Regions from separate parts of the Homo sapiens genome. Here region 2 is linked to region 1. The links are chromatin contacts, found by Hi-C or POLR2A ChIA-PET in ENCODE. All regions are on one chromosome and are shown on one strand. The core of a region is the stretch at or near the end of the contact, and the rest is flanking DNA. Distances in the headings are between cores, read along the strand shown. Region 1 overlaps RAB27A (RAB27A, member RAS oncogene family). Region 2 holds the start of PIGB (phosphatidylinositol glycan anchor biosynthesis class B).

Evidence for each region. Hi-C counts contacts between places; a loop is a spot of excess contacts on that map. ChIA-PET counts read pairs that join two places held with the same protein, here RNA polymerase II (POLR2A). Pooled maps may share reads with other maps.
Region 2: a loop to region 1 is called in a map of astrocyte of the cerebellum, with 5 times the contacts of the local background. The contact joins the promoter of PIGB here to the enhancer-like site in region 1. A Hi-C loop is called at or near these places in 2 of 168 maps with a recorded cell type or tissue (CD4-positive, alpha-beta memory T cell and astrocyte of the cerebellum), 8 of 37 single-sample maps with no recorded cell type and 16 of 50 pooled maps. POLR2A ChIA-PET finds 5 or more read pairs at or near these places in 20 of 52 experiments (AG04450, CD4-positive, alpha-beta T cell, CD4-positive, alpha-beta memory T cell and 15 more).

Annotation. Positions count from the first base shown.
Region 1 is chr15:55,218,407-55,225,653 of GRCh38, forward strand. RAB27A (RAB27A, member RAS oncogene family) reads right to left here. Exons shown (of 7, transcript NM_183235.3): 6 at 5,483-5,606. Among named protein-coding and RNA genes, the nearest start is that of RSL24D1, 25 kb to the left of the region's middle. RefSeq lists an enhancer at 4,674-4,743. Within about 2 kb of position 2,930, at least 11 of the 41 ENCODE cell types and tissues checked have a DNase peak (open chromatin) inside an H3K27ac peak, as active enhancers do; they include CD8-positive, alpha-beta T cell, where a contact is called at or near this core.
Region 2 is chr15:55,316,388-55,323,634 of GRCh38, forward strand. PIGB (phosphatidylinositol glycan anchor biosynthesis class B) reads left to right here and starts at 2,835. Exons shown (of 12, transcript NM_004855.5): 1 at 2,835-3,026; 2 at 3,888-4,023; 3 at 4,886-5,003. The coding sequence starts at 2,864. PIGBOS1 (PIGB opposite strand 1) reads right to left here and starts at 2,736. Exons shown (of 2, transcript NM_001308421.2): 1 at 2,477-2,736; 2 at 797-1,480. The coding sequence starts at 1,405. The coding sequence ends at 1,241. It also overlaps a transcript of RAB27A not described here. RefSeq lists enhancers at 2,595-2,664, 2,715-2,804, 2,865-2,944, 3,015-3,094.

The DNA.
Region 1 (7,247 bases), core at 1,680-4,179:
ATTTCTCAAATCAAGAAAAGATGTAATCAAGTTTTAAAAGACTAAACTATTAGAGATCAAGCTATTTGTACCGCATTTCATCTAGTTCAAACTAGAGAAAACAGTGAGCATGCTGTTGAATTAAGCTACTTGAAATCCCTGAAATGATCCATACTGATATTATTAATGTTGTAAATAAATATTTTTAATTCCTCTTTCATTCCAGAACTCTTGAGCATCTTCCTCAGCAATAACCAGCAGCCTTCAGCAGGGAGAACATCATCTTAAATTTGCTGCCCATTTCTTTGCACAGTACACAAAATATGTACATTCAGTTGTCATTCTTAGTTCACATTCTTTTTTTTTTTTTTTTTAGAGGCAGAGCCTCGCTCTTTTGCTCAGGCTGGAGTGCAATGGTGTGATCTTGGCTCACTGCAACCTCTGCCTCCTGGGTTCAAGCAATTCTCCTGCCTCAGCCTCCCAAGTAGCTGGGATTACAGGCACCCACCATCATACCCAGGTAATTTTTATATTTTTGTAGAGACGGGGTTTCACCATGTTGGCCAGGCTGGTCTCGAACTCCTGAGCTCAGGTGATCCACCCACCTCAACCTCCCAAAGTGCTGGGATTACAGGCATGAGCCACCATGCCCAGCTTTAGATCATATTCACATTTTTCTCTATTTTCCTCAACTCTGAATCAAGAACAAAGGCTTATTATGACCACCAACTATCCTCTGTGAATAAAGTATGGACAGACATTTCAACGCAACCATATTTAGTCACAGAGTGAAGCCCTTGTCTGCTCACTTGTGGTTGGTGCTCCCTCACTACCAATGCCAAGGTCCCTTCCCAGCCTATATCATAGGTGATGTAATTAACTGGGTGAGAAAAAAAATCTTCCTCTCTTTAGCATGGATTTTCCAATGAGAAGTCATTGAGCATATTTCACTCACTCATGCATGGCACAAGTAGACAATTGGTTCATATCCTGTACAAGAATGACTTTGTCCAAAGAAAATATCTGCTAGCATGCTCACCTGTCAAGCAAAATGTTTGCTAGCATGCGTCTTTGATAGGAACTCAAAGTGTTGTCTTGAACCAGCAGCAGCAACATCTAGAAACTGATCATCAGTATACATTTGTGGGCTCCAACCCAGACCTACTGAATCAGAAACTGCGGGACCCAGTGTTCAGGTGATTGATTCTGATGCACACTGAAGCTTGAGATCTAATAGTGTCTTCCAAAAGAGGAATGTTGCCAATATTTCATTCAGCTTTCTCTTCTACTTGTCACTGACTTCGTAGCTATCTTTTTAAAGTGTTTCAGTAACCATGTGAACTGTAATCACTTGGCTGGCAGGAGTGCAAATTTGAACAACTTTCTGTTTTGTTCTCTTCTCCAACTTCATTGACAATATCACTCAATATAATACATTGGAAACCATTATGTTGCATTTGTTCCAGGAAAATTCAATTGGTTTACCACAGAGATCACTTTGATTTGTTAGGAAGTGACCTAAGAGCTTCATATTACAATTTAACCAAGTTTCACAGCAAAAACAAACAAACAACAACAAAAAAAAAAACATGGAAAATTAGCGGTAGACTCTTAGGCCACTACAAATTTTTTTTCTGATATTCATTATCATGCATACAATTTGCCCTTTACATTTTTGTCTGTTGTATGAAGTCCTCATTCTCAAATTTACTTGTCCCAGCACACACAGATTAACATTCCATTTTCGCACTGTAGTGTTCTTTATTAGGCTTACAAAGTTCTTCTGAGACATGGTGTTTGATTCTTTGATATGTCTATTCCAGAGAACCAATTGTAAACCAATGATCTGGGGTTTTTTTGTTTGTTTGTTTGTTTTTGTTTGTTTGTTTGTTTTGTTTTGAGACAGAGTTTTGCTCTTGTTGCCCAGGCTGGAGTGCAATGGTGCGATCTTGGCTCACTGCAACCTCTGCCTTACCAGGGTTCAAGCGATTCTCCTGCCTCAGCCTCCCAAGTAGCTGGAATTACAGGTGCCCGCCACCACACCTGGCTAATTTTTTGTATTTTTAGTAGAGATGGGGTTTCACCATGTTGGCCAGGCTGGTCTAGAACTCCTGACCTCCGGTGATCCACCTGCCTTGGCCTCCCAAAGTGCTGGCATTGCAGGTATGAGCCACCACACCTGGCCCCAGTGATCTGTTTTTATGAATTGAGAATAGAAGACAGCATAATAGTAACAAAAAATGTAAATTTATCAAACAACATACAAATTATATGAAGATATGCCATAAACTTTATCCTGTTTTCTGACTGTTAGCACATGGATAAACTAAACAATATAGTCCTTTAGTGCATGTGTAACCAGTGTAAATGTTCTAAGAATGAAACAAAACATCTGTGAAAATAATCATTAAAGTTATATGCCATATTTGTGAAATGCATGTGAACCAAATTTTTCCATCATATTTTCCTCTAAAAGTGCCAAACAGCCTACCAAACTACATGGTATGCTTTCTGTATCCTAAGGGACTCTGTTTCTAGCCCTTTCCTTTCTTCAAGGGTTTCAATCATTATCTGCTAAATCCTCTTTTCTCATTTTAACCCAATTCAAAAACTATAGATTGAGCTCCTCTCTATGAAATACTCCATAACCATCGTGACCTGGGCACAGGTCAAAGACAGTCCCCCACACCCCTCAGATACCCCATATGACAGAAGGCAGGGTTAGGCTCTGTGAAACCAGACAGGCTGTGGAATCCTAAGACCGAGGGCACAGGAAACAAGCAAAGGGCTGAAAAAGCCCACAGGGGCAAGAAGTCAAGCCTGACCCTCCCCCAGTACTTGAGAATATACTTGAATGTGCTTGTTTGATCTAGCTAACTCCTCTAACTGCCTTTTTCTTTTTTTTCTTTGCATTTACTGACATACTCTCAAAAGAATGCTCTAGGATCCATGGTTTCCATTGCTTCATCACTTACTTCCTCCTTACCCATTGCAACATACCTCACAGCTTCAACACTACAGCATTCTCTGTGGTAATCGTTCTCTCCCTGTTTCTTTTCCACTACGTTACATGAGTGCCTCTCAGGGGAGCAGGGGGACATTTCAGACTGGCCGGTAAGACTCTGTCAGCCTCCCCCTCAGAATCACCTAAGTCACTGGTTCTCAACCATTGCACATGAAGATCACGTGGGGAGATTTTAAAAGATACCAATGCCCAGGCTTTGTAATGAGTCAGCTTGGCTAGGCTAAACAACATTTCCCAGAATGCCCTTTCTGGTTAGGGTGGGCCACAAAAGAGATTTGGGGGCAATTTTGGGGGTAGGAAGTGAAGCAACCTCCATTTCATAGCCCTCATATATTGTCGCTTATCTGCTGGCTCATCTTATTGTCATAAACCTGCAACTAGACCTGCACCTGGGCCAGGTGATGTTGTTAGCCCTGTGACAAAGGGCCCCAGTTTCTGCAGGACACCCACACCAGCCAGGTCAGAGGCAACAGGAAGTGACATGGGTTTTAGTCCCTCATTATGGGCACCAGCTGGTTCTCACTTTTTCCATCCATCCCCCATTTCACATCCTTCTCCCCTTCCTGTCTGACTGTCCTGTCCTTCAGGCTTCAGCATCAGACACAAAGACAACACCTTACAGAGACTACTTACCCAGCTCCCACAATTGCATATGCTCAAATTCCTGTAACAGATCCCTTCATGTATAGGTATGCTTCTTCAAGTGAACCCTGCCTGAGAAACTCCTCCAAACCAATTATGTCTGATGGTCAGAGGTGAAGCCCAGACATGAGAATGTGTTAAAAGTTCTCTGGATGTTTCTAACATGGTTAAACACCATCTGCCCTAGGGTAAAAACCTCTACATGCAATTGCAAATCCTTGCCAGAGTAAGCCTATAGTGGATGGGAATCCTTCAGCTGAGCTAGCCTTGAGAAAAACCTAAAATCCTGCCCTACTCTATGTGTTTTTCCTGATTTATTCTTCCTTTTCCTTTTTCACAAAGCTAGCCTCTGCCCACCTCACAGACCACTGCAATCTATCAATCTCTAGTCTTTCCTCCCTCCCCACCTATAGCCTATAGACTGATCTGGAAATGTAAACATAACATCCCTCCATGCTCAAAGGCTTTCAGCAACTCCCTGTCCTCCAGGGATCAAATCTAATCTCCTTACCTGGTATTCAAACCCCTCCAGAGTCTGGCTTCTTCCTACCTGGCCAACCTATCCTCCCCCTCCCTTCCCACTATAAACCCTACCAGCTTTCTGAACCTCCATCAACCAAAGAAAGAATAAAGCAGTGATCACACAATAAAAAGGGAAAGGTTTTCTCTTGGCCTTCTTGGATTCTGCTAACCACCAAAGCCACAAACTAGGTAACATCCCCTACACCATCTACACCATCTCTATTTCCCTCCCCTCCCTTCTCAACCCACTTGCTTCCTTCCTCTTTTAATGCTATTAAGGGTTTGAATTTACATATGGGTTCTCATTGTGTGAGAGGCAGAAAGAAAGTAAAGTAAAAATTCCTTTTAGAGGCACCCTTAACACTTTAATACTTTAATAAGCAGCAGCTGACCACTTCTTTCATGTCCAGTTCATGCTGCTGCTGCTGCTGCTGCTGCTATGATCCTATTCCCAGAACTCAAGGAGAACGACAGTATTTTGCTGACCCTCCACCACAAGACCATAGACTAAGCCAAAGGAGATCTCACACTCCTCTCCCAGAATAGAAATTTCAAAACCAGCACCTAATCTGCAATAACCAATAAGCCCTTCTTATATGCTAGCATTCTCTACAATAGTACATGAAGTGGCTTTGAAATTTCCTTGCTGAGGCTGGGTGTGGTGGCTCATACCTGTAATCCCAGCACTTTGGGAGGCTGAGGCGGGTGGGTCACAAGGTCAGGAGTTGGAGACCAGCCTGGCCAATATGGTACCAGAAACCCCATCTCTACTAAAAATACAAAAATTAGCCGGGCATGATGGTGGACTCCTGTAGTCCCAGCTACTTGGGAGGCTGAGGTAGGAGAATCGCTTGAACCCGGGAGGTGGAGGTTGCAGTGAGCCGAGATTGTGCCACTGCACTCCAGCCTGGGTGACAGTGTGAGACTCTGTCTCAAAAAAAAAAAAGAAAAGAAATGAAAAAAGAAATTTCCTCGCTCAACATGGAGGATTTCTTTACCCCAGGAGTCTCCTATTTGCATCTTGGAAAGAAGGCCTTACATACTTAAGGCGCCTCTGAGACAACTCAAAGTTGTCTCTCTGCAAATGCCAAGAGTTTGAGAAAATGGGACCAAAGCACTGAAGGAGGCCCTTGCCACATGCATTGTCAATGGATCCTACTATCATATCATATAAAAAGGACACATTCAACATGCCCCAAGGCCTATGGCTGAGGTTTTGCTTTAATTGTCCACTTTTATCTTTTTCATTACCATTCACCTGCTAATGTTTATATTGAAAATGTTTTCTCTAGACTTCTCCACAAAAATACTCACCCATATTTCTCTGCGAGTGCTATGGCTTCCTCCTCTTTCACTACTCTCTGGTCCTCCAGATCACTCTTGTTTCCACACAGCACTATATCTGGGTTTTCACAATATGCATGCATCTGTAGCTGGCCTATTAATATAAGAAAGTTTATTATATATGTAAATAATAATGTAAGTGTATGATCAGTGAACAATACATGCAAAAGTGCTTTGAAGACTATAATGTATATATAGATATTGGGAATTGACATAATGCTTTCAAAGCATCAGTAATCTTATCTGTAAAGCTGAATAGTTGGGGCAGAAATATAAAACCATTCTTAAGCACATACCCCAGTTTATTGATATCGGAGAGTTTATAGGAGAATGTGCTACCTCTCAAGTGTGAGGGCCCACATGTGCACACGCACACATATGCACACACACACATACAAAACACCTTTCTTTTTTATGAAGGCTATTTGAAAAGAAAGTTGCAGGAGTTCCTAGGGTTTACTGCTAATCTTAAAACTGTTTTTATGTGTTTTTTTCTCCATAGCAATGACATTTCTAAAAGAATTGTTTTTCTCCAAACTAATCTATTTCTATCCAAAATGTTTTTCACATTTTTCTATTATCCTAGGGCAGAATCAACTCATTTAAAACAAACAAGATACAGGCTTCAATGAGAAGAAAAGACCCAGAATAAACAGTAAGTGATTCTGTCACCAGAGCCAAGTGGAAGCAGAGGACTATAATTCTTATTCCGCAGCTTTTATTTCACCTGAAAACCTGCAAATAGGCACAATTATAAAAAGCAATTGACTCAAACCAAAGAGCTTCACTAAGCTAAATAGTTTAATCTTTCAAAGTAGGAAAATAACACCTCATTTCTTACCCATCACACCCCAGAATAAAATTAAGGCCTAAACGTTCACAGTAAGACATACTTCAGAGTTTATGGCCTAATTTATTTTTTCATCATGGTTAACCAGAAAAGTGTGGACATTTTAGTTCCTCATTATGAAGTAGTGTTCATCATATCTTATCATGAGAAAGTCAAGTAGGCAGGTGTTTACTGAGCATTAGCACAGGCCTGATACTCTGCATGGAATTTCACAACAGTTCTTTGCCCTCATGGGGCAACTGGGGTAATAAGACCTACAGAGGACAGACTAAACTGTGTACCATTTCATGAAAAGCCATGCCCTTTCTTTCCTCCAGGTTGTTACACATGCTGTTCCCACATCACTGAATACTTAACCACAACCTTCCTTCAAGACTTGCTTCATGGTTACCTCATTATCTTTCTGGTCTCCAGAGTGGCTCTGTGCTCTGTTAATGCCTTATAAGGTGTTATAGGTCCATGCCCAGTGTCATGCTATGAGCACAGACTCAGGATCCAGTGTACCTAGGGATGAATCCTGGCTCTGCCATTTACTAGCTGTGTGACCCTGATGAAGTTATTTGACTGCCTCAATTTCCCCATCTGTAAATGGTGATAATGATACTACTTACTTTATACAGTCAAGGTAAGGATTAAAATGAATTAATCCAGTGATTCTGCAGGTAAAGACTGTGAGCCACCAGCCTTAGCATAACCTAAGAATTTGTTGACATGCAAGTCTCAGGTCCCACTCCAGCTCTACTGAATCAGGAATGCTGGAAATGGGGCTAGAAATCTGTGTTTTAAAAAGTCCTCCAGGTGACTGAGATGCACATTCACATTTGAGAACTACTAAGTTAATATATTAAAGCATTTAGAAGAGCATGTAAGTATCACCAGTAATTA
Region 2 (7,247 bases), core at 1,585-4,084, 98 kb after region 1:
GACACAGGGAGGGGAACATCACACACTGGGGCCTGTCGGGGGCGGGTGGGGGGCAAGGGGAGGGAGAGCATTAGGACAAATACCTAATGCCTGCAGGGCTTAAAACCTAGATGACGGGTTGACAGGTGCAGCAAACACCATGGCACATGTATATCTATGTTACAAACCTGCACGTTCAGCACATGTATCCCAGAACTTAAAAAAAAAAAGGAGAAAAAAAGAAAATACAAACTTAACGCTAGAGTAAAAAGTAATACCAATTCTTAGTAACTTCAAAAAAAATTTTAACTATATGAATAATAGCTTCATAATAAATTAACTACTCCCTTAACACAATTATTAATGCAAATTTGCTTAGTGGATTAAAAAACATCTGTGTCATATCTGCCATCCTCTCAAACAACATCTACCTTCTCTAAAACCTCAATTTGATCTGAGCCATCCCAACTCTCAACTACTCCTCCACACTGCCTGAGATGAAAAACGGCTGGGATTGAATGACTGCCAAAATATATTAAACCAATCTAACTGCAGGGTAACGGAGTGGATTTCTGCCTGAGGTAGTTTAAGTTGGTTCACATATCTACAAACACTATTGCAAACACCCTTCCCAATTATTATATACACACTGAGACTGGCACCCCATGATACTGCATATGCTGAATTCCTAGAAAAATAAACCTCAAGTAGAAAATATTCCTAAAATATTCACTTTTGTTTAAAAGGAAATTACTTATCTGTCCTGGTAAAAAGACATAAAATGACAAATATACAATAAACATTAAAATTAACAGTGTTAGGTTAAAAAATCATTATCCATGATTTATTTTTAAGTACATCTATGTTTTTGCTAGATTAGAGTTAACATAATTAAATGGAACTTTAAGCAATTATTACAGTTCATCTCCATGAGGTATTTGTGGGTTTTTTTGCTTTTTGTTTTTTTAGATGGAGTCTCGCTCTGTCACCCAGGCTGGAGTGCAGCAGCGTGATCTTGACTCACTGCCACCTCTGCCTCCCAGGTTCAAGTGATGCTCCTGCCTCAGCCTCCCAAGTAGCTGGGATTACAGGCGCATGCCACCAAGCCTGGCTGATTTTTGTATTTTCAGTAGAGACAGGGTTTCACCATGTTGGTCAGGCTGGTCTTGAACTCCTGACCACCTGATCCACCCGCCTCGGCCTCCCAAAGTGCTGGGATTACAGGCGTGAGCCACTGCGCCAGGCCTAACTCCATGTAGTATTAACTTTTCTTCTCTTCTGATTCTTGTACCAACTGCATCTTTTCTTTTAATTCCTTCTGATCTTTGGCATACTGTTCAAATACTGGTTGAAAAATATATACTCCTCCAGCAATTCCAAGGACAGTGGCAAAAAGCAGTTGTGCAAAAGTCAATCTCCTAAACATTGCTGCAACAAATACAGCTCAAGGAAAAGCTGGTTTTGGAAAGTCACACTCCACACCCAGGAAATCTCTTCAAATCTGCATACAAAAATGGAAAGCAAAGCCATCACTTAGTACAATGTCCTTTTAAAAGATGTTATGTCACTACTTTGCACTGGAGTGAACAATATTTTTATAATATGTTACTAATTAAAACAAGAATATAAATACATAAGGAGTACAGGAAGTGAATTAGGGAAGGGTATAAGACAAAACTAAAACCTTTTCTATTACAGAATGTTCTCAATGGTTTTAAATGCATACTTTTTCTTTTTTTTTTTTTTTTTGAGACGGAGTCTCGCTCTGTCGCCCAGGCTGGAGTGCAATGGCGCAATCTCGGCTCACTGCAAGCTCCGCCTCCTCGGTTAACGCCATTCTCCTACCTCAGCCTCCCGAGAAGCTGGGACTACAGGCGCGTGTCACCACACCCGGCTAATTTTTTGTATTTTTTGTAGAGACGGGGTTTCACCGTGTTAGCCAGGATGGTCTCGATCCTCTGACCTCCTGATCCGCCCGTCTTGGCCTCCCAAAGTACTGGGAATACAGGCGTGAGCCACCGCGCCCGGCCTGGTTTTACTTTTAACAAGAGGAGTGGGCCGCACGCGGTGGCTCACGCCTGTAATCCCAACACTTTGGGAGGCCGAGGCGGGCGGATCACGAGGTCAGGAGTTCCAGACCAGCCAGGCCAATATGGTGAAACCCCGTCTCTACAAAAAAACACAAAAATTGGCCAGGCGTGGTGGCGCGCCTGTAGTCCCAGCTACTTGGGAGCTGAGGCAGGAAAATCACTGGAACCCGGGAGGCAGAAGTTGCAGTGAGCCCAGATTGCGCCACTGCACTCCAGCCTGGACTACAAGAGCGAAACTCCGTCTCAAAAAAAAAAACAAAAACAAAAACAAAAAAAAAACCTAACAACAGCAACAACAACAAAAAAAATAGGAACCATTCGGCCTGTTTCCACATCTGTACAACAAGCTAAATCATCCCTACCCTGCCTACCTCGTTGAACAGGCATTTTTTGTGAGAGCAACGAACCTGAAATGTTAACACCAACACTGACGTCTACAATTACCGTTACCGTTTTTAATAACCACTCAGGTACCTCCGACTGTTCTGCGCCTGCTCCACGTCACTAAACTCGCTACCGCCTGCTCCCCTCCAGAGACCGGGGGCCTTCCAGCAGTTTTCGGACCCCCGAGCACAGAGACCGCCAAGCCAAAGGCGAGTAGCAATCCCTCGGTTCGGAAACGGCGAAAGGAAACCGCAAGGAGGCCACCACGTCGGGTGGGAGCTACGAAGTTGCCCGTTCCCGGTTACTTCCGGGCTTGCGAGCGACGACTGCTCTCAAAGGCCAAACTTAATGGATGGACGAGCAGCGCGCTACTGCAGCTTTCTTCCGCCTTAGGAAGGTGGCGGCCAGGGATGAGGAGGCCCCTAAGCAAGTGCGGAATGGAGCCGGGGGGCGGAGATGCCAGCCTCACTTTGCATGGTCTCCAGAACCGCTCCCACGGCAAGATAAAGCTGCGAAAGAGAAAGTCTACCTTGTACTTCAACACCCAGGAGAAGAGCGCCAGGCGCCGCGGGGGTGAGTGAGGGGACACTGTCTGGAGAGCTCCTACCCCCATCTAAAAGGAACCCCCTCCATTTCATTACCAGCCAGTTGCCCGTTGAGCTCTGTGTTGCCAGATCTTGAGTTTTGAAATGCTGGGAAATGCTGGAAACACAGATTTTAATATAAATTCTGATTTTTAAATGTTGGCAACTAAATTCAATTTTTTAAAAAATACTCTGTATTTGGCCGACAGGCTGTCCATTTGTGGTCAAGAGCAGGACTTTGGAGACATCACACAGACCCGGGTTTGAATCCTGATAAGTAATTTACAACTTTATTTGGACAAGGCAGTTTAATTTCTGGGCCTCAATTTGCTCGTCTGTAAAATGGGGCTAATAATACCTATCCCATAATATTGTTTGGAGGATTAAGTGAGATGCATGTGAAGAAATTAACACAGTGCCTGGCATATATAATAGTAATCATCAATATATATGTACAGAGGACCATTTTATATTGCACATATACAAAGGGCTGCTTCCCAAATTAGTAATTTGTTAGCTGGTTTCTTTCATTAGATACACACATAGTATGACCTAATTAATTAGCCTAAGGCCTTAGTTAACCCACTCTTTTTTTTTTGTATTTATTTTAATATTATCTTTACACAATAAGTTGCAAGAAAAGTTGGTTAAACTAAAAGAGTGGCAGTCACCCAGTGATGACGCTGTGGTGCTTGTATAACCAACCAAGTTGGCTTTAAGAATGGTGTGGAGGGACCAGAGGTCACTACTGTGCCTTACAAGGAGCCAACCAGAGCAGCAGATTTTAAGTTTTGCAAGTGGAACTGCCTGACTTTTGTGCCACTATTACCTGTTTTGTTCTGTTTTTCAGATCTTCTTGGAGAAAATATTTATCTGCTCTTGTTTACCATAGCTTTACGAATATTAAACTGCTTTTTAGTGCAGACAAGTTTTGTTCCAGATGAATACTGGCAGTCTCTTGAAGTTTCACATCACATGGTTTTCAAATATCCTTTGTGGTTTCTTTTCCAGACTATGAGTGTGTATTCATCTTGGAAATTGTGCTCAGTTTCTTTTAGAGTAGTCCCCCTTGCTCCCTCGTCTTCAGTAGATAGTTTCCAAAATCCCTAGTGGATGCTTGAAACTGTAGACAGTACCAAACTCTATATATATTGTTTTTATATATGTAAAAAATACACACACGCTTATGATAAAGTTTATACAAATTAGGTACAGTAAGAGATTAACAGTATTAAAATATAACAAGTATAACACAATACTATAATAAAAGTTATGTGAACTTTTATGTGGTCTCTCTCAAAATATCTTCATATTTTCAGACAGTGGTTGACTCTGGGCAACTGAAACATGGAAAGAGAAACCACAGATAAGGGGGGACTACTATACATATTTTCAGTTTTCCGTATTTTCCCCAAATAATTTTAACTCATCAAAGTATACCATTATTTTATACAAATATTTCTCCTGTATCTTTCTTTTATGTTAATATACTTGACACAGCCGTTAGCATACATTCCCACAGTACTTAGCACTTGGAGGATACAGAGAAAGTAAAAAACACATTACTGCCTTGAAGAAGTTAAGAGTTTAGTTGGCCAATTGAATTTTTAATGCAAATATCCAGTATAAAATGCTGTTTTAAGACTGCCACAAAATAAAATATTGTTTTATAAATGGAAATGAAAATAGATTTTGCCAGGTGAAGTGGTGTGCACCTGTAGAGGCAGGACCACTTGAGCCCAAGTTTGAGACCAGCCTGGGCAAGAGAGTGAGACCCCATCTTAAAAAAAAAAAAAACACGGAAATAGGTTTCAATATTATTGGACATTTACTCCTTAATGTTACTAATTATGGTTATTTGACTTGGGAATGGACAGAGAGACTGAGGAGTTACACTTATCCCTTAATCTTTGCAAGCATTTACAAGATTCTTCATCTTTTAGGGAAAGATAGTGTTCAGTTGCTGGTAAGTTTAAATAAAAGTAACTAAATGATATTGGGGCCATGGAATTTGTTTTTAAAAGGCTACTGTTGCTGAAGTCCAGCCATATCTGGGAAGCCCATGATACTACAGACATACTGTGATGTGTAACTCTTTAGTTTGTGCTGAAATACAAGACTGAGCATGAAAATATCCTGCTATGAGGAATCCTGTTATGATGTGCAGATTTTCAAAATGACTATATTATGTATTATTTGGACATTAGAAGTATACTTCTTTCTTTTTTTTTTTTTTTTTTTTTTTTGGGACGGAGTTTGCTCTTGTTGCCTAGGCTGGAGTGCAATGGCGTGATCTTGGCTCACCACAACCTCCACCTCCCGGGTTCAAGCGATTCTCCTGCCTCAGCCTCCCGAGTAGCTGGGATAACAGGCATGCACCACCATGCCCGGCTAATTTTGTATTTTTAGTAGAGATGGGGTTTCTCTGTGTTGGTCAGGCTGGTCTCGAACTCCCGACCTGAGGTGATCTGCCCGTGCGGTGGCTCACACCTGTAATCCCAGCACTTTGGGAGGCCGAGGCGGGCGGATCACCTGAGGTTGGGAGTTCGAGACCAGCCTGACCAACACAGAGAAACCGCGTCTCTACTAAAAATACAAAATTAGCCGGGTGTGGTCGCGCATGCCTGTAATCTCAGACTTTCTGGAGGCTGAGGTAGGAGAATCACTTGAACCCAGGAGGTGGAGGTTGCGGTGAGCCGAGATCACGCCATTGCATTCTAGCCTGGGCAACAAAAGCGAAACTCCTTCCCCCATCCCCCGCAAAAAAAGTATCACTTGAGAGCACCGTTGTATTTTGTGTTTTTTACCTTGTAAGAAGACCGTGTGATATGATTTTATGAAGTCTGTATACATCTAAACCCACTGAGGATTTAGTGTTGAAATTAAAACTTTAAAATTTTTAATTTGACAAACATTTAATGATCTGCATAATCATCGTCCTATATAGTAATTAGGCATCAACAGTAAGTAGGATTGTAATTCCTAGGCTATTAATTGCTGGGGTCAGTTGCCAGGAGATAGTACAAGGGCAGGACTAATGGTGTAAAAGTTTCTCTAGCCTCACTCCCATGATCTTTTAAGCTGTCATCAGATGAGACTCAGAGTTTGTGCTCCCCCCGATTTCTGTCAGTGGGGGTTAATGGCTCAGCATTCCAAAGGCAGTCCAAATCCTGACGTGTTTTGTGTAGCTTAGAAAGACACAGGTTCTAGGGTATTTGTTTTAAGGTGGGGTTGTACTCTCCCCATTGCAATATTTGCTTCCGTTATTGAGAAATTAGGGTTAAACCAGTGAAACCGATGCTTCAAATGGGAAGATGATGGGGAAGGAGAATTCAGAGCAGTAGCAGAGTTTCTTCCATTAACAACAGGCAGAATTTAGGAGCCGCAACCTGGCTTTTCTTCTCTTACAGTTATCTACTAGTTTATAGATTATGCAAGGTATCCATAAAGTCTGGAATCACAAGAAAATATACATAATCTCATCAATGACAGTTTATATCCCAGGAAGTAGGTCAGATTACAAATGAAGAGGTCTTCAAGATAGAAAAATTTCCTGCTCCTCCAAGACCTATCCACTGCCCTCCATCTGTAGCTGACCCACCAGGTCATTTTGTGATGTGAAGGAAGCCTCCCCTGACCTGCTCCAACCCCTCTAAAAGGAACTCATTGTCGTATCTAGAACTTGACCCTGTAGAGATTCATTAGGATATGATCAGTCATTCATACTCTCATATTGATTATTTTAAGCAAATTATATACATAATTTTGAAGCTAGAAGAGGTTGGAGAAGTGAAGTAAATAGACCAAGGTCACAACGTGTTAAAAGCAGAACTAGAGCTAAATCCCAGGTCTATTTACTCACAGCCTAGTGCTCTTCCCAGATGGCTCCTCTACAAACTGCATAAGGCTTATGCACAGCTAGGCATGGTGGCTCACAGTTGTAATCTCAGCACTTTGGGAGGCTGAGGTGGGAGGATTGCTTGAGGCCAGGAGTTTGAGAACAGCCTGGGCAACATAGCAAAACTCTGTTTCTACAAAAAATTTTTAAAAAGGATAGATGGCTTAGAGCTGCACTGTCCACCATGGTAGCCACTAGCTACATGTAGCTGTTGAAGACTTCAAATGTGGCTAGTCCAATTTGAGAAGTGCTGAAAATGTAAAATACATACTGAATGTCAAAGGCCTAGTACAAAAAAAGAATAAAAATATT